2 separate regions of the Homo sapiens genome follow, and region 1 is linked to region 2. The links are chromatin loops, found by intact Hi-C in ENCODE. Cell type or tissue: IMR-90. All regions are shown on one strand. Each heading gives the region's core, and the rest is flanking DNA. Links, peaks and the distances in the headings are about the cores only. Region 1 overlaps TAOK3 (TAO kinase 3). Region 2 overlaps TAOK3 (TAO kinase 3).

Region 1 (9,781 bases), core at 488-8,487, 120 kb after region 2:
AGGTAATGTTTCTTAAACAGAGCAGTCATACAACACTTCTCTGTAGTAACGTCTTTCTCCTCAGCCTTTTGCTAGTCATCTTTTCTCTCCAACTATCCTTCCAAGTTAAGATATGCTTTTTCATCTTCTCCTCCCCTTCCTCCAGCCCCAGCTTTTGATAGCTACCCCTGCTTCGACAATAATTTAATAATTTTGAAATGAACAAAACAAAGGAGAGTGGTGGGTCTGCTGATCCCTTCTCCACAGCGTAGAAAGTGTGGGAGTCTATACAAAGGTTTCTCATCACCGGATAAGAGCCATTTTTAGATACATCCCCCCGCACCCCGCTGTGTAAAGGTGTGCTTATGTGTGTGTCACTATTTTACGACTTCCTTAGAGTACAGAGTGGCAGGTTTTTATGAAATACAAATTTGAATTCTGTTAAATAATCCAAAAGAAAATGTCATTTTCTCAAAATCTCCTCAGACCTATATTCTTGTGTTTGTTTATTCAGCAAACATTTACTGAATACCTACTAAGTATCAAGCACTATGCCAGGTGCTAGGGAGACTAAGATTTTTCAAACGACATTTACTCTGCCTTCAAAAAGCCCACAGCCTTATGCAGAGGCAGACAAGTAAGTGTGATGAGTACTGTGATAAAAGTAAACCCAAAGCACAACTGAGTCCAGAGGAGTGATTCCTGGGTTAAAGTCAAGTTCATTTAGAAACTGTAGGCAAGTAGCCAGGCACGGTGGCTCACGCCTGTAATTCCAGCACTTTGGAAGGCCGGGGTGGGTGGATCGCTTGAGCCCAGGAGTTCAAGACCAGCCTGGGCAACATAGTGAGACCCCAGCTCTATTAGGGAAGAAAATATATTTAGAAAAAGAAACTCTAGGCAAGTGCCTAACCACGAACCTTCATTTCAGAAGTGTAATGGTCAGACACTTAAAGGAAAGACTTCCAAATAAAAGGAAAGCCCCTTGTCTAAGGTATAATAGTAAAGTTTGTGTGCCTCATGCTTCACATGTTTCACTCTTGTATAGAAATTCAATTCTTTTTACCAAAGATCTTGAAGAAACATTATGACAGCTTCCTTTTTAATCTGAAGAAATTTATTTTTTATGATGAAACAATGTCGTGGGCTGGGTGCGGTGGCTCGTGCCTGTAATCCTAGCACTTTGAGAGGCCAAGGCAGGCAGATTGCCTGAGCTCAGGAGTTTGAGACCAGCCTGGGCAACATGGTGAAAACCCATCCCTACTAAAATACAAAAAAATTAGCCAGGTATGGTGGTACGCACCTGTAGTCCCAGCTACTCAGGAGGCTGAGGCACAAAAATGAACCCAGGAGGTGGAGAGGTAGCAGTGAGCCGAGATAGTGCCACTACACTCCAGCCTGGGCAACAGAACGAGACTGTCTCAAAAAAAAAAAAAAAAAAAAACAACAACGTGGTAAGTTTACCAGGTTAACGTAGGTTTACTTAAAACTGGTATTTCAAGGAGTTATTTTTGTTTTTTCCTGGATGATAATGTTTTAAAGATAAATTATAACCATGCCATATATTTTGCCTTGGCAAAGTAGAATAGATTTATTCTTCTTAATCTTCTAAAATCCTTCTTTGAAGATTTCAGCCTTATCATTTGTAAATAATCTGTATCTAGTGCATAACTGCATAAAAATAGAAATTAACCCTTTCCATTGTTAATCTTAAGATGTGTGCAGTTCAGAAACTCTGGGAGCCAGGTATAGTGGTCTCTTACAGAGGCACTGTTACTTAAAGGGGCAGTATAACCAACAGAAAATATTTCCAGTAAAGTTGATACTTTAATTTCTTTGAGCTTACTTCTCAAGTTACATTCTCCCATTTTTAAATAGCTTCATAAGCTGTCTTTGGAGTTTTGAACCTGTTTTATGCAGTGGAACTGAATATTAAAATTCATTTCCCAATGCACTTGAAATGAATATCCACTGTTAGACTAAAATTTTGTTCCATTTTGTGGTCTCTTGTATAATATTTGAAGACCTTTAGTGATAGTGATCTCTGTTATGAAAATGATCTGGAAAACTAAGAATAATTTTATAAAAGGAAAAAAATGTAGGGGGAAGCAAAGAATTATACTATTAGCATTATTATATTTAAAGTGGGTTAAAATTTTGAACCTATTCTTTGGACTATAAAAATAGCATTATTTTAAAAATATACTTGAGTTACTTAATTACATATGTGTCAACTAAAATCAATGTCATTTCAAGTTTTAATTTTTCCGGTGTACTTCAACTTCCTCAAGTTTAGTAAACTTAGAAAATACATTGTGGCTTTTAATTGGAGAAGCAGAGCCCTAAACCGTGTTTCTAAGGAGTTAATTTTTATCAGAGATAAAACAGACTAAATAAAATTGCACATATTTGTACATGAATAAATTTTGTTTTGGTCTGCCCTGTGGAGAATGTGGATTCTAGTGTCATTGGTTATCCTTATAAATCAAGTTATTACAATGTGAAACTGAACTGTTGCCCATGTATTTGGGGTCTCCCCCTCTATCAATGTACTTGGTAAGTTAGCCAATTAATATTCACCAAAACTACGACTTGTTAAAGCCTCCTATAAAATCACAGGCCTCTACCTAGCATATCTCTTTTGATTACTGGCATTTAAGAGCTGCTTGCTTTTCTGGCACTGTAATATTAAGTTGAATTTTGTACATAAATTTATTAGCAAATATGCAGTAATGTAAATGGTAGCAGGTCCCAGTGCCTTCCTCTTTAGAACCTTAAGCCTAGTGAATGAATCCCAATTACACACGTTCTCGCTCTTCCCTGTAAAACAGGAGTTCAAATTTCGCGAGAAATCATGTAGAATAATTTTAACTGACCTTTCAAATATTTTCTTATAAGTTTTAAAAACTTACAAGTTTTATAAGCCACCAATATGGCACCACTAACTATGGCTACTAAGTGCTTGAAACATAGCCATTATGACTCAGGAACTCAATTTTGCACTTAATTTTGTTTTAATTAATTTTAATTGAATTTAATTTTTAATTAAAATAGTCATATGTGGCTGGTCACTATCTTGCTGGACAGCGCAGCTGCAGAATATACGTGAATTTGATATATATGCCCTCAATGGCAAGTTTATTAAAGATCCCTTCATTATTTGAGCTATAATACATAAATTTAAAACAATTCTCCATATAGGTGTAATGGTAGATACCTTCCCAATACATCAAAGCATTTTAAATGTATAAAAGGAAAAAGAAAATCAGCCCAATTTAATCTTGGGTCTTGGCTTTTACATAAAAATCTGGATGTAAAATTTAATTTCTCCCCAAATTTTGGACTATAATAAAATTTTGTATTTTCTAAACTTCTTTAATTTTTGTTTCCTGATGAAGAAAAAAGCCATTATAAAAAATTTCAAGTGGTCATGGATAAAATGCAATACTGACTTCTCACAAATGGTTTTCCTAAAACCCTAGGGAAATAAGGAATTAATTTCTCCTTTTCCACCCTGAACATGTACTATTTTAAAATCCCCCATGGTTGTACATGTTTTTGAGGTACAAATTACTATAGCGTCCTTTTTTCTAAAGGGTTATAGCCACTTAATGACTGACCACTACTTCATCTTTATAGAGAGGAACATCATCCTTTGAAAGCATTTTCCCCTTTAAAAGTCATTTCAGTTGCATTTAAGAAACATCCATTATTATCCTTCCAGGGAATGCTATTTTTTCACTGGACGTTAGAACAAGATTAATTATCTTTGCCTATCAAGAAGCATGGGCTTGATTAAATCAGTCAAGGACATTAAATTCCAGCTTTACTCACTCTGGTGACCATACCGATGCTGAGTTGAAGAAGAATTTGTGAACGTATCATTTGGTTAAAATTGTACGCCTGTCGCTTTAAATCTAAAAAAAAATCCTTTCAGAAGCTGTAGAGAGAAGGTGCTAGAACTGTGTACGATCATGACTGGAAAGCAGGATCCCTCAGTGACTGCCGAATCTTCCCAGCACAAGATAGAGAGGCAGTTCAGCACAAGCCTACATTGGTTCTAGGCAGAACGATGATCCTACCGAACAGATCTCAAATAAAATTAAATTGAGAAAGCAGATCTTTCAAGGGAATGAGGCGGAGGCTCGCTTTTATGTTAAAAGCCACCAGCATCCTCCTTGCTAGACATGGACATGACATTTTTAAAGGAATTATCTGGTTACAGCGTTTTAAGCAAACTGTTCTAAGGAGTCTGTACATTGCATTATTTTTTCTATTCTTTTTTTCTTTTGCATATATGTAATTCTGGAGGTAAAGAAAAAGCCTGCCAGGGATTCAGAAGGCATCCCACTAGCGATCAGCTGACATTCCTAACTGAAGGCTGCAATGTGTTGCTTATTCATTTTGTACCGTGGGAGCTGCGGGGACTAGCAGAGAGCTAAACTATGCATTTCAAACAGCAGTGCTTGTGCAGAAAGAGGGGTGAGAGAGAGGCAGCCGGCGAGGAAAGAGCACAGCTGGACTTTCTCCTTGTTTTTATCCATTTCTGCAGGATCATGTATTCATAAGGGATGAGGCGGGCCACGGCGATCCCAGGCCTGAGCCGCGGCCTACCCAGTCAGTTCAGAGCCAGGCCCTCCACTACCGGAACAGAGAGCGCTTTGCCACGATCAAATCAGCATCTTTGGTAAGCAAACACCCCTCTACCCACCTTCCCTTCCTTCCCCTCCTCCCCATCTGGCAGCCTCTCGCCCTCCCTGAGCCTGTCTCGGCTTCATGGATGGGAGGAAAGGAGTCAAGAATGTTTTCTCTCTCCTAATAATTTTATTCATTTTAGGAAAAAAATCTGTTGGCATAGCAACCTGATTTCAGATATTTTAGCATTGTGTATGGCATGGAAAAAAAAAAAAACCTTTGTGTGTGTGTGTGTGTGTGTGTGTGTGTGTGTGTGTGTGTGTCTGTGTCTGTGTGTGTTTGTATATGCTGTATGTGCAAAATATAAGGCCTTTGAGATGAAGTTGCTAGCCTGTCCAATTTTTTAAAAGCTATTTGTCTTTTCATTGAAATAAATAATGCTAAATTTTTTTAAGGTATTGATGTATATGTATGCACGGCACTGTGCTGCTTTTTGTATAGATGCATATGTGTCTATAATGTATACACACACATCAAAAGATAAAATATAATTTTAAAGAATATATGGTTGCTGGATAATGTATATAATTGTAGAAAATAAGATACTTGTTTCCCAGGGACGGATTGCTGGTTCCTTCTGGTTCATTCATTTATTTATTGCAACAATGGTAGTGGCTGCACTTCCCCATTTAACCCCTGAAGAATTTCCTGGCACCAATAAAGCAAGAAGGGCTTTGTAGGAGAGGATAGGGCTGATTGTGGAAGAAAAGAGACTGTAGGATTCTTCAGCATTTTTACTATTGCAAATGTGATTGCTGGATGCCCTTGTAGTAGCAAAAGGGGTGTGTGCTGGAAGAGTTAGTTTTCATGCCTCCTCCCCTCGGCCCCCACGCGTGCGCGTGCGCGCTCACACTCACACACACACACACACACACTCACATCGTTTCATCCTTGGCACTCTAAACTCTCTTTAATCTTTTGCTTCTGAATCTCACTTCTCAGCCAAAAAATTATTGAAATATTAGTTGTTTTGCCCAAATTAATGTTAGAGGTCACATGGGCAGGAAGAGTTAGTGTACACTGCTTGGCTATTACATTTAGAACCTATGATGACATCATCCAAGGCCGACCCAGAAATGATCATTTTTCTTGTCCTATTTTTTAAACCTGATTTCTACTTCTATTTCTCAAGTCTTTTAAAGGCTTCGATTATCTTTGAAAATTATAATGGATTATAACCTTTAAAAACCCAAATGCAAGGAAAAATGGAAGTTAAAGCACGTACATATTGCTGTGCCTGCTGCTGTCTAAAAGCAAGCAATTTAATTTAAACTGCTTATAAATAAGCCCACTTTAAAGTTCCTTTATGTAGAAGTTTCTTGTGATCTCTTTGATGAGCAATTTTTCATTTTAAAGGAATGCTACACTATGTAATGGAGATCTTAAAATGTCCACTATGTATTTGCTAATGATTGTTAGGCACCTAAAAATGTGCTTTTGAGTCTAGATAAAGCATCATAAGATTACCAAATAGTCATTGTCTTCATGCCATGATATCTGACAAAAGAAGAAATACGGTGCTTTAGAGAACTATGACTACTTACCATCGACTCTTGTGAGACTTGGACCTTTATCCAGACCCGTTCATGTTGAAATGAGTGGGGAAATGATAACAAGCTCTGAGCAACCGAGTACCATCAGTGGTTTTACATGTGAAGCAGACATTATACCAAGTGGCTTTCCCCCTCTGGGACAGGTTCTTTTTTCTCTCTTGCCACACCCTCATTCCCACATCATATATTCATGACCTCTCCTACCTCCCAGCAAGAGATTACTACAGCCATGCCAGAATAATCTCATGCTCGCATCTGTGAACTCACCCAGGGCTACTCTGTGTGTATATCAGCCATCACAGTCTTCTTCTCTGTGGATGATAAAAGCTGCTTCCCTACTATGCCACCTCAGGGCTATGGGCAGTGTCCTCAGGAACCCTCTGAATCGTACAGGCTTCCTAGTGCCCATCCAGAGAACAGCTGCAACCAGTCTCTCTAATGAAGTTTTGATTTGCTAAAAGGCCCCTGCTCCTATATTAAGTTACAAACAGAGTAGCTGATATGCTGTTGCTTTAGCCACAAAATAAGTTGTTTTTGTGGGGTGCCCTCTCTAAATGTAGTGCTTTGGGAGTCATGATTGGGATTGATGGTAGTTTACCAGAGTTCAATGGTATTTGTATCTAGTGGCTTTTAGGGAGGGGAAAAAAAATGGAAGGGAAAAGGTATGGTGTTGTATGGTTCCATGTCCCATTTTGAACAATCTAACTATGGGTATGGATTTTTTAATGTATATTACCAAGTACTACAATTCTACCCACTATATTATTTTAAAGCCTAATGCCAACAGTAGTGTATAAATGAGGACACTGGAATATCATAAAATATTTAATTTTTAAAAATATATTATGAATTCTGTTGTGTTTTATGGACCCCAGCTCAAATGAAAATGACTAAAATGACATAAAAGTAAGAGCAAGATCATGGGAAAGTGAAAGTCCAGTATAATAAAAAATCAAGTCATTGTTGAAACCTTGCCTTCTCATAGTTGGTGGCAATACTATATTTATTTATTCATTTATTTTGGTTTTACTCGTTCTTTAACATCTTCTAGTAGAGGCGCTAACAAGTCACAAAGAGGTCCAAAGGTGAACAGGGAAAAGGAATTTAGAAATTAGTTTTTCAATAACTAGATAAATAAATGATGAAATGCATATTTTAAATTTACTTGCAAACTGACAAAGATATTAGTCTTCCTAAAATTTGTTTATGAGCCTACTTCTTCAACATAAGCCTAAAAGAGGCCTGGCTTTGTGCTTTTCCCCCTTAGTATCACTTTCAACATTGTGCTTTTGAATGAGGTTACTGACAAGTATATGAAGAAGCCCATGGGCATTGGGTCTGTATTGCTACATGTCTTTATTATTTTGGCACCTTATAACTGAGATTTTTGTATTATGCACTGCTGCACAGTTGGATTTGTAACAAAGGATAAGGAAGGACTATAAACTTTGATACCAGATGAAATCCTGAGAAAACTTTAGCATTGTAACTTTTTATTACAATTGTATAATTTTTATAATTTTCTAAGGGCAGAGATTATTGCCCTTATTTTGAAGAATTAGGAAAAGGAAGGGTATTTCATGGCATCTTTATTTTAACCTTTCTTTTCCTTCTTCTGTAAGGAAGTTCATATTGGGCTCATGTGTTATCTGGAAAAAAGTTGTTTATATAGTTCTGCAGAATCACTAATCTGACTTCTTGGGCCTTTGAGATGTGCCTTCCTTGAGTTTTTATGGAGAGCCTCATATTTTAATTATATTAGTGATTCATGAGGGTGTTTTTAGCTGTTGCTACATCTGATGTCATTTCTTCTGAAAACTTTGTAGTGTCTGGGGCTCTTGGCCGTTTCTGTGATAGAGATATTAATATAAAGAGCAGTGTATCTATCAGAGTTCAGCTTTTGGTTTTGTGAAGGAATTCTCACTGCCCCTCTTCCTAATGTGTGTTCTAACACAAATTCACCTGTGACTGCATTACAGAGGCGAATTTATGTTAGAACACATGTCAGGGAGAAGGGTGTGATAGGGGAATTCCCAAGGAGGCATGTAGGAGAAAAGTATTATTGTTCTATTCATGCAAATATAGAGTCTTTTACTTCGCTTTGCCAGATTCGATAGAAAAGCTCATAGAGAGTCTTCATTTGGAGTTTTTAAAATGCACCCTAATAATTCAGCTAATTGTGAAATTGGATACGTGAATGAATTTGATACCTAAAAATAAAAATATGAGAGCCTCAGCAGTAAATGCTACTGTTTCATCCTGTTTCTAAATGCTTGAAAATGTGTTCTCTTCCTGGACAGTATACCAGAGGATGCTTATCAAAATATTGCATATCTCTTTACTTATTCTTGGCTTCTTAACTCACTAAGGTCATTGCTGATACCATTTCTCACTTATGCTGTCCAATCTACATGCCCAACCCATATGGTCAAAGTCTGTCAATAAATGTGTATTGAATAAATGAATGAACGAATGAATGAGGTCACCTCCAGCCTTGCTATCACATGAGAATTTGGATTTATAAGTTTGCATTTCAGAATTCCTCATGTAACATATTCTTTTATAAATGCAGAATTGCCTGTTATCAGTCATTACTTTTAGCAAAAATTTAAAAAACAGTTTTTCCTTAGGTATTCTAAAGAATAGAATGTTAAGTTTCTAATGCCAAAATGTGACTCACTGTATTCTTTTTAAGAACTTGCTATAAATTTCATTTGTTCTAAGTGCTGAGGTGGCCACTTTTATCATATGCATCATTTTGATTCCTACATATTATTAATCTTGTAAGTTGGCTTTGATCTCTTAAGAGGGTAACATCATCAGCCACCATGCTCTTGTTTTATGTTCAGGAAGTTGCTTATTACCCTTCTAGTGCAGTGTTTTGTACACAGTAGGGACACTCTGCACTTCAGATGAAGTGGTTTGTTTTAGGGCCGAATTTTGCTGGAATTAAATAAAGTAGCATTGAACAGCTATAGGAACCTTTAGAAAAAAAGTTTTGGTCTTCCTTTTCATGGCACATTATTTATTATTTGTTTATTTTTCATATTCTAGATACATGAAATAAGTAATAATTCAGATTCAGAAATTATACATAATTTTATAATCCACAACCTGGATACAGCTAGTTTTTTTTTTTTTCCTTAAATGTGCCCCTTCTTCTGGATCCACTTGTGCTCTGTGTCTCCATCACCAGAAATACTAAGTGGAGGGCCAAGGGACATGCTTCGCAGAGCCTGGCATCAGAAGGAAGGAAACCAGCATGTGTTGAGCATTTCCTAGGAGTCAGACACCCTGCTAGGCACTTTCACATGAGAAAGTCCTCTGACCCTGAGGAAGACAGTGGTAGTTCCTCTCTCTTTACACATTAAGAAACTGAGAGACTTTAAGAGGTTAAGTAATTTGCCCAAGGTCAATTATATAGTAAGAGATAGATGAGGTTTTTCTCCACACAATCCACTGGGTAGAGCAAGGTGGTACTGCCCACTTTTAGTTGATCACATTTTTGAGACTGCCATTGTAAAAACTACAGTTACTACATCTTTATAACTTTCTCC
Region 2 (9,781 bases), core at 1,202-9,201:
AACAGAGCAAAAACTCGGTCTCAAAAAAAAAGATAAAATAAAATAAAAAATAAAAAAGAAGAGAAAAGAAAAGAAACAGCCATTCTCTTTCCTTGTAATAGAGCTGAAAATGTCTGTCTTCTGTAATGTCTTGCCTGACTGTCCTACTAGGATCTAGCATTATCTCTAGTTGGATAGCTGTCTCTTTATATATGATTTTTAAATTTTCAGTTTTTAAAGATTTCATTTTGTTTGCTTTTAACTCTTTTAAAATAGCTATTTAGCCTCTTTTCTGCATTTTTCCGTCTTTAGTGTTAGGGATTTTGGGTTCAGTTTTATTTTCACTCCAGATTTTAATACAGGGCTCAGCAGAATAGAGCCTCACCAGCAGATAAGCATTTTTGATTGATGGAATTCACATCTGTTATGTTTCCCCAAATTTATTTTTTTCTCCACAGTCTTTCAACACTCATTATAGTTTTGTTGTGTTAGATCATGATACTACAGGCCTCTAGTTAAGATCGGTGTTACTCAGTAGCCAAAAATAATGTCAGAGTGCAAGGTAGTGACAAAACCTGTTAAAGACAAACAAAAAATTGTACTAGAAGTGATACTCTCCTGTTTCTGATGATTCAACATGCAACTGTGGACAATTAATTTCCTTTAGCTTTGCTTTCATTTCTTCATGTGTAAAATCAGGCTAACATAAGCTGTTTTGTGGATTTTGTGAATAATTCTATTATAAAACATTTGTAGGTTGTGATGCTTATTGAATTAGATATTAGTAATAAGCCTTTAATAAGTAATTTCAAGAAACATCCCTTGCTACCGTCTACTTCCCCAGACCAAGAAAAATCTTAATTTATTTTAGTTGTCCAAGGTATGGTTAGTTACAGGTTATAGGAACATTATGGGTAACTATTATCTAAAATCTTAGCATTGTTTATTTTCAGAATTACACTTGCTTATATAATTTAGCCATATTTTTTCTATAGGCTTTAAAGTAGTCTTAAATTAAGGGACTAGATTTTTTTTTAATGTCAAGCCCTTATTTTAATCTTTGGAATTTAGTAGCTTAATAAAGCTATGTCTCAATGTTTAATTATTCTGTGCCTGTTTCCCCTGGCTTCTGTGTGCCTTTTCAGTCTGTAGCTTCAAGTTTATTTTCATTTGTAGAAAGTTTTTTAAAATTATAGATTTACAATTATATTTCTATTTTTCAAGGAAACTGATTTTGAATATATTATCTTTCAAATCTATAATTTACTCTAGTTTTTAAAAACTTTATTCAAGGTGCTGTTGTTTTGCTACTTTCCTCAATTCTCCACCCATGTCCCTTACCACGTCTCCACCATTGCCAGTTCTTTGTGCTGCTTCTTGCCAGCTTCATTTCATTAGTGGTTTTATTTTTCTCCCCACATCTCTCTTGACTTCTGCCAAATCATGTTTTATTCCCTGTTTTGGCTCACGATATCTTCCATTAACTCTTACATCCCTGCTGTGAGCTCCTGTTTTATATAACAGTAACTTCATTGAGTTCCTTTTTTCTTAAAGTTTATTGGCAGTATGTTCTGACACAGCATCCATTGCTATATGACAACTTTTATTCTCTGAAAAGAGTTCTTCACCTGCCATTTCTTTTTCCCATTTCTTAGTTTTGTTTGGTTTTTAAATACTATCTTTACATAGATCTAATGCTGTTTTTAAAAAAAAAAAATTATTCAACTCTAAATGAGACTTATTCTTTGTCTCTTGGGATTCCTATGAGGAAGGGCCAAAGGCCATGTTTCAGGCTAATAAGAGTTTTCCCTATCTCATGGTGAAAATCCTTATAACAAACTTATTTGTGAGCTCTTTCTTTTTTTTCTTTTTTTCTGAGACAGAGTCTCTCTCTGTCACCCAGGCTGGAGTGCAATGGCACAACCTTGGCTTACTGCAACCTCTGCCTCCCAAGTTCAAGCGATTCTCCTGCCTCAGCCTCCCAAGTAGCTGGGATTACAGGTGCCCACTACCACACCCAGCTAATTTTTGTATTTTTAGTAAAGACAGGGTTTCACCATGTTTGTTAGGCTGGTCTCGAACTCCTGACCTCAGGTGATCCACCTGCCTCGGTCTCCCAAGGTGGTGGGATTACAGGCATGAGCCACCATGCCCGGCCCCTATTTGTGAATTCTTTGTGCCTTTATTTTTACTGAGACAACAATGTACAGTTTTATTTCATTAATTTTGAAGGAAAGGCCAGTATAAACCTTTGCTGGACACAGTTCATTAATTGTACTTTAAAAGTGCTACATGAATACCTATGAAACACTGTAGGGTCATAGAATCTGTAGATATCTACACAAACTTTGTAGATATAGCCAGTAACTATTATTTGTGGATATAGATTAAAATAACTATTATTTGTGGGGGAATAATGTAGTTGCAAAATGTCTTATGAATGTGATTAGTTTTCCCACTGCCCTAAAACTCTAAGTCCAGAATATATTAAGGCTATCTACACTACACGGTTTACACATTCTTGACTCCATTTGACCTCCTGTACTTTAAATCCTTCCTCCATATTCTCCCTTATAACAGAAGAAAAAAGCTACCAACATCACCAAGCAGATGTGGTAAACCTATTTATATAATAGAAGGATGATTATAAACATTTAATAAATTATATCAAATAGATATTATATATTAAATGGGCAGATAATAGAAATCTGTCCAAGCAAAACTCTGGATAATTTTTATGTTGCCTTATTTTTTGTTTTCTGTGAACTCCAAGAAAAATGAGATACCAGTTTGGAACAGATGTAATATTGCTGATTTAACAGTTTAGGGATACTCCCCAAGTTCAATAATTTTGCCAAGATACAAATTTAAATGGAACCTTTTATGAAGCTTCATAGTGTGTGAAGAACTTACCTTGTTTATATGTTTGAAGACATACATATTTCACATTTCAGAAGAGTCTATACATAGCTCACCAAATATCAAAACCACCTTGTTAGAAAACATTAAGGTCTGTCTTATTTATTTGTTCATTTATTTATGAGACACAGTCTCACTCTGTAATCTCACTCTGTTGTAGAGGTTGAGTGCAGTGGCACGATCACGGCTCACTGCAACCTCCATCTCCCTGACTCAAGGAATCCTCCCACCTCAGCCTTCCAAGTAGCAGGGACCACAGGTGCACGCCACTATGCCCAGCTAATTTTTATATTTTATTGTAGAAATTGGGTTTTGCCATGTTATTCAGGCTGATCTTGTGGCCTCAAACTCCTGGGCTCAAGCGATCTGCCTGCCTCAGCCTCCCAAAATGCTGTGATTACAGGTGTGAGCCACCACACCCAGCCAACATTAAGGTCTTAAGCTAATTATGAGAAGGGAGGGAGTTGCCTATGGGGGGAAAGAATAAGAAAATGGTAAAAGAAGAGAAACAGGAAAACTCAGGTTTTTGAGCTACAATAATAATTGTGGATAATCTGCTACCCAGCACATAGCCAGGAGGAAGATAAAGAAAACCACCATGTGGCGGGGCCTGATGACTCAGGCCTGTAATCTCAGCACTTTGGGAGGCTGAGGCGGGCAGATCACCTGAGGTCAGGAGTTTGAGACCAGCCTGGCCAACATGGTGAAACCCCATCTCTACTAAAAATACAAAAATTAGCCAGGCGTGGTGGCAGGCGCCTGTAATCCCAGCTACTCGGGAGGGTGAGGCAGGAGAATCTCTTGAACCCGGAAGGCGGAGGTTGCAGTGAGCCAAGATCGTGCCATTGCACTCCAGCCTGGGGGATAAGAGCAAGACTTCATCTCAAAAAAAAAAAGGAAAGAAAACCACCATTTGAGCCAAGAAGGGAGGGTAGATTTGCAGGGAGGAGGGCAGTTGTTTCAAGAAATAAAATTGAAGAGATGCAACTTAGAGCTGTAACTCATTTGTACATCTGAGAACTTAGGATGTCCATAATTTGGTTTTTACAAAATCTACCCTAGAAGGTTGGCTTTTTTTTTTTTTTTTTTTGGAGACAGTCTCACTCTGTTGCCCAGGCTGCAATGCAGTGGCCCGAGCTCGGCTCATTGCAACCTCTACCTCTGGGTTCAAGCAATTCTTCCTGCCTCAGCCTCCCAAGTAGCTGGGATTACAGACATGCAGCACCACGCCCAGCTTATTTTTGTATTTGTAGTAGAGATGGGGTTTCGCCACGTTGGCCAGGCTGGTCTCGAACTCCTGACCTCAGGTGACCCGCCCTCCTTGGCCTCCCAAAGTGCTGGGATTACAGGCGTGAGCCACCGTGCCCAGTGACATTTAAAATAATATAATTCAAAGAGGGGAAAGAAAATGTTTTAAGAACTAAATTTGAGTGCTCAATTAATTACAACCATACAGGCTTTTTTTTTTTTTTTTTTTTTTTTTTTTGGAGACAGAGTTTCGCTGCTGTTCCCCAGGCTGGAGTGCAGTGGTGCGATCTCAGGTCACTGCAACCTCCGCCTCCTGGGTTCAAACGAGTCTCCTGCCTCAGCCTCCCAAGTAGCTGGGATTACAGGCATGTGCCACCACGCCTGGCTAATTTTTGTATTTTTAGTAGAGACAGGGTTTTACCATGTTAGTCAGGCTGGTCTCAAACTCCTGACCTCAGGTAATCCACCTGCCTCGGCCTCCCAAAATGCTGCCATTACAGGTGTGAGCCACCGCGCCCGGCCAAATTACAGACTTTTCTACACCGTCTACATTCTCCCAAGACCATTTTTGGGCAGCACCCTTGCCAGGTAGAAGTACTGGTATACTGGGAAACATGCTGCTATCCTAGGAGTCAGATGACACTCATAAAAATCAGAATAATAATAACTGATTTTCCTGCCTTACTGGGTTGTTAAAATAATTGAATTTGGTTAGGTATGTGAAAGTACTTTATACAAATGTAAATGTTTAATTTTTTTTTTAAGTGAAAGCAAGTTTATTAAGAAAGTAAAGGCATAAAAGAATGGCTACTCCACAGACAGAGCAGCCCCGGGGGGTTGCTGGTTGCCCAGTTTTATGGTTATTTCTTGATGATATGCTAAACAAAGGGTCTATTATTCATGCTTCCCCTTTTTAGACCATATAGGGTAACTTCCTGATGTTGCCGTGGCATCTGTAAACTGTCATGGCATTGGTGGGAGTATAGCAGTGAGGACGACCAGAGGTCATTCTCATTGCCATCTTGGTTTTGGTGGGTTTTGGCCGGCTTCTTTACTGCAACCTGTTTTATCAGCAAGGTCTTTATGACCTGTATCTTGTGCCTACCTCCTATCCCATCCTGTGACTTAGAATGCCTTAACCTTCTTACATTTACAGATATAACTGTTTAATGTTGTTATTTTTTAAATGTAAAAAAAAAAAAAAAGTAGTCAAACTTGCCAACAGCTTATTTTAAGCAGCTATTGGGAACAAGTACCAGTAACTATCATGTAGTGTCAAACCCTTTTTCGCTATGGCCAGTACAGATGGTAACAAGTCTACAGACTACTCATTGGAGCAGTATGCAGCTTAACATTTTTAGTGTTTTAGTAATAAGATACCATTTCCGTGGTTAGAGAGTCAGCATTCAGAACTTTTGTTTTTTAAGGAAAGAACTTCCGGAACTTCATTAACAGTTCATAGAGGATACCGAGACCTCTAGCTGGCTAGCTAGTGGTAGAACTCTAGTATCAAGTGCTTGGAAATTTGTCTAGCAGTGGAAGGAAAGAAGGGGTAGCTGCAGCTGCTATCCTAAACCCTGCAAAAACACTTATACATACACAGCCTCATTTTTCCCATTGCGACCTAATAACTGAATGCAACAGTTTCTGTTTCCAGTTATGGTTCTCTTTCATTCCTGTTTAAAACAAAGGCAGCAGGTCAAGAAACTAACTAAATGTGACTAGTTAGAGGAGAAGATGTGAGGGTGGGAGGGGGAGTCAGGGAAGAAGGAGGACACAGAGATAGCAAATCCATCATCCCTTAGAGGTTAGGCCAACAAAAATAATTGAATTCCCGTGGGAGCCTAAGGTCAGAGTTAGACTACTGGTTAGATCTGAGAGCTTTGCTTTCTGTTTTACAAATGATTTTAAAGAGAAAACTATGAGGACTCCAGAGATGGGGGGGGGAAGAGGAGGCGGGAAGGTTGATTCATAAAGTGGTAAAAAACCGTGCTCAAAACCTCATTGCTTCTTGCACAATTGGTCAAGAGATGTGTCAGCAATTCCTGAGGCAATGATATAACCTGTATAGTTTAGTAATGAGAATCATTATTATTCTATTTCCACATAATTACTGATGTTTTTTGAACTATCTAGAACTGTGTTGTCCAACATTGTAGTTTCTAGCCAAAGAGCTATTTAAATGAAAATTAATTAAAATTAAACACTTAAAAATTCCGTTCTTCTGTTGCACTAGCCACATTTCAAGTGCTTACTAGCCACATGTTGTTAATGGCTACCATTATTGGATAGTGCAAATGAAGTGATAGACTATTTTCTTCATTATGGAGCATTCTATTTGAATGTACTGATGAAGCAGAACAAACTCTGAGAGCAAAAGTTTGATGTTACTACTTTACAATTGAATGATTAGTTTAAGTCCAAAGTACAATATATAAAATTATCTTTTAACTATGGAACCTACCATTGTGGCTTAGTTACTCTAAGTATCAATAATATTTCTTCAGTGAACATTAAGGTCCACTAAATAAAAGTAAGGACAGATCTATGTTAATTTTAGACTCAAGAACTTGAGGGAAACATGTATGGATTTTTATAAAAATTATGAAACGTTTCACATCCATTTACAATCATGAAGAATATAAGTCAAAAAGAAAAATTTAAACCAAGTGTTGAAATAATTAAAATTATAAGCTGGGTGAGGAGGCTCACCCCTGTAATCCCAGTATTTTGGGAGGCCAAGACAGGAGGATCACTTGAGCCCAGGAGTTCGACACTAGCCTGGGCAACATAGTGAGACCCTATCTAAATTCTAAAAAAATTAAATAAAAACATAAAAAATAAAGTTAGCAGTAAATAGGAATAGAATAAGAAAACTCCAAATGGAGGGAGAGGATCAGAAAAAACAACTATCAGGTACTATACTTAGTTCCTGGGTGACAAAATAATCTATACACCAAAACCCCATGACACCAGTTAACCTATATAATAAACTTGTATGTGTGCCCCAAACCTAAAATAAAAGTTAAAAAACAAAAACCAGCAGTGGTCGAGCTTTAAGAGAAAATAAATTACTCTGAGTATCCAGAAAAAATGACACAGAATCCTTTCTACATTCTTTATTATTTTATGAAACATGGTGTCCTCTTGTAAATATCTGAAAAGTGATTTCTATCCTATGACAGAAGAAGACTAACCTCTCCAAAGCAGCAGAGGAGAAAATCGAATGGCAATTGAGCCAACTTTTTTTTTTTTTTTTTTTTTTGAGACGGAGTCTCGTTTGCTGTTGCCCAGGCTGGAGTGCAGTGGCGTGATCTCAGCTCATGCAAACTCTGCCTCCCAGGTTCAAGCAATGCTCCTTCCTCAGCCTCCCAAATAGCTGGGATTACAGGCACCCGCCACCACACCCTGCTAATTTTTGTATTTTTAGTAGAGATGGGGTTTCACCATGATGGTCAGGCTAGTCTGAATTCCTGACCTCAAGTGATCTGCCCACCTCTGCCTCCTAAAGTGCTGAGATTACAGGCGTGAGCCACCACGCCCAGCCGCCAACTTTTTGACATGCATAAAATAGTAAAAAATTAACAGTTAAATACTTAACAGTTGATATATATGTTCTCTATAGAATATCACATTTAATTATGTCATTTGTTAGTAGTAGTGGATTAAGTTTATTTTTATTATTTTTTTGTTTTTTGAGACAGAGTCTTGCTTTGTCACCCAGGCTGGAGTGCAGTGGCACAGTCTCAGCTCACTGCAACCTCCGCCTCCCAGGTTAAAGGGATTCTCCTGCTTCAGCCTCCCTAGTAGCTAGAATTACAGATGCATGCCCGGCTAATTTTTGTATTTTTAGTAGAGACAGGGTTTCACCACGTTGATCAGGCTGGTCTTGAACTCCTGACCTCAAACAATCCTCCCGCCTCAGCCTCCGAAAGTGTTGGGATTACAGGCATAAACCACCAAACCCGGCGGGTTAAGTTTATTGAATGCTTATTCTATGCATGCCACCTTGTTTAACACATTACATACACTATCTTATTAAATCCTGACAATAAACAATCCTGTGCTCGATATATTTATTATATTATGTCCTTTGTACAGATGAGGAAACTGAACCTTAGATTTGAAACCTGCCATATGGTTAGTTAGGATTAGATCTGGGATTTGAACTCAGTTCTACTTTAATCATAACCCGTGTTCTTAACCATGGTTGCTTTTCCAGATAGCAGGCTGAAGACTACACTCTTAAGCAGAGGATTTAAACATAAATCTTTTTCACTCCAGGTGTCGTGTTGTTTCTCTTTGCCATTTGCCTTTCATAGCAACGGAAAATGAGGGAATAACTGTAATTTTATAATATCTAATGAAATTATTGGCATCCCTATAAGCACAATCAATTTTCATAAGTTTAGTTCATATCAAGATTTAGGAACATTATCTGAACAAATTGCTAAAAACATCACAAATTAGGACAAACTGAAATACAAGTTGTACACATATAACATTCAAAAAGCAAAAGCCTTAAAGCAGTGTAGATAATATGTATCAGTGGCTTCTTATTTCAGATTACATTTTTTTTAAGAGAACATTGTAACCATGCAAAGTTGTTGAAGAATATTTAGGGATTTCCTTAGTGTAAGCATAAATTATGGTAATTTTTCTAAACTGGGGTATGAAGAAATAATCAAGTTATCATACGAAGAAGTCTAGGAAGAGGTAATTAATAATTCAGCACCAATTGGTGAAGGCTTCTTTTTGGTTAATATTATATATTTTGTAGTCGGCCTAGTTCAAACAGCCTGTGTCTCTTCCCTGAGACCTTTGAGGGTTCTAGTTCTTGGTATGAGAAATATCACTAAATGAGAAATTTCTAGAGAGCCAAAATTAAAGGGGGAAGTATGTGCTCTTTAGTTTTCTTCAGTGGAATTTACCTCTAAGTGAATGAAATGTAATTCAGCCCGTTGAATCACTGAGCTATTTTATTGCATTGGAACTCATAAAAGAATTTCTTCTGAAAAACGTGCTTGCCTTTTCAACAACTTAAAACCATAGTCTATTCATTCACCTCATAACCAAGTAGTATAGATAATGACTTCACTGAAACAGTGCCAGACTCTCTTCAGCAAAGTGTTGTTGGCATGAGGGAGGCAAAAGGAAGGGCAAGACCAGGAGTGTAAAGAGAGAAGTTACCTGAACTTTATTTATTAGTATTTAAAATATGGGACCAGGCATGGTGGCTCACGCCTGTAATCCCAACACTTTGGGAGGCCAAGGCAGGTGGATCACCTGAGGTCAGGAGTTAAAGACCAGCCTGGCCAACATGGCGAAACCCCATCTCTACTGAAAATACAAAAATTAGCTGGGTATGCTGGCAGGTGCCTGTAATCCCAGCTACTCAGGAAGCTGAGGCAGGAGAATTGCTTAAACCCGGGAGGTGGAGGTTGCAGTGAGCCGAGATCATGCCATTGCACTCCAGCCTGGGTGACAAGAGCAAAACTCCATCTCTAAAAAATAAAATATGAGAGCAGTAAGGGAAAAATTAAAAAGTAATATGCAGTGCTCCCCTTCAAGAAAGTTATGGCCTAGAGAGAAACCAATTCTTAGAACATAATATGAAGTTTGTAAATGGACGTTA

Evidence for each region. A loop is a pair of places that touch in the nucleus more often than their neighbours do. Peaks named below come from ENCODE experiments on the same cell type or tissue, not always from the same donor. Only the 100,000 strongest peaks of a DNase experiment are listed, where the experiment ranks them.
Region 1: it touches region 2 in a loop (2.3-fold over the local background); 11 of 110 quality-filtered maps call a loop at or near these places.

What each region holds. Positions count from the first base shown.
Region 1 is chr12:118,184,689-118,194,469 of GRCh38, reverse strand. TAOK3 (TAO kinase 3) reads left to right here. Exons shown (of 21, transcript NM_016281.4): 14 at 4,529-4,663. Among named protein-coding and RNA genes, the nearest start is that of PEBP1, 53 kb to the right of the region's middle. RefSeq lists a silencer at 3,812-4,106. In IMR-90, for the core only: no CTCF peak of the experiment used is centred there; DNase peaks (open chromatin) are centred at 4,409 and 5,579; H3K4me3 peaks cover 1,678 bases; H3K27ac peaks cover 2,333 bases.
Region 2 is chr12:118,303,535-118,313,315 of GRCh38, reverse strand. The region is part of intron 1 of TAOK3 (TAO kinase 3); the gene reads left to right. Among named protein-coding and RNA genes, the nearest start is that of TAOK3, 64 kb to the left of the region's middle. RefSeq lists an enhancer at 5,018-5,117. In IMR-90, for the core only: a CTCF peak has its summit at 5,575; DNase peaks (open chromatin) are centred at 5,105, 5,565 and 6,105; H3K4me3 peaks cover 867 bases; H3K27ac peaks cover 2,338 bases.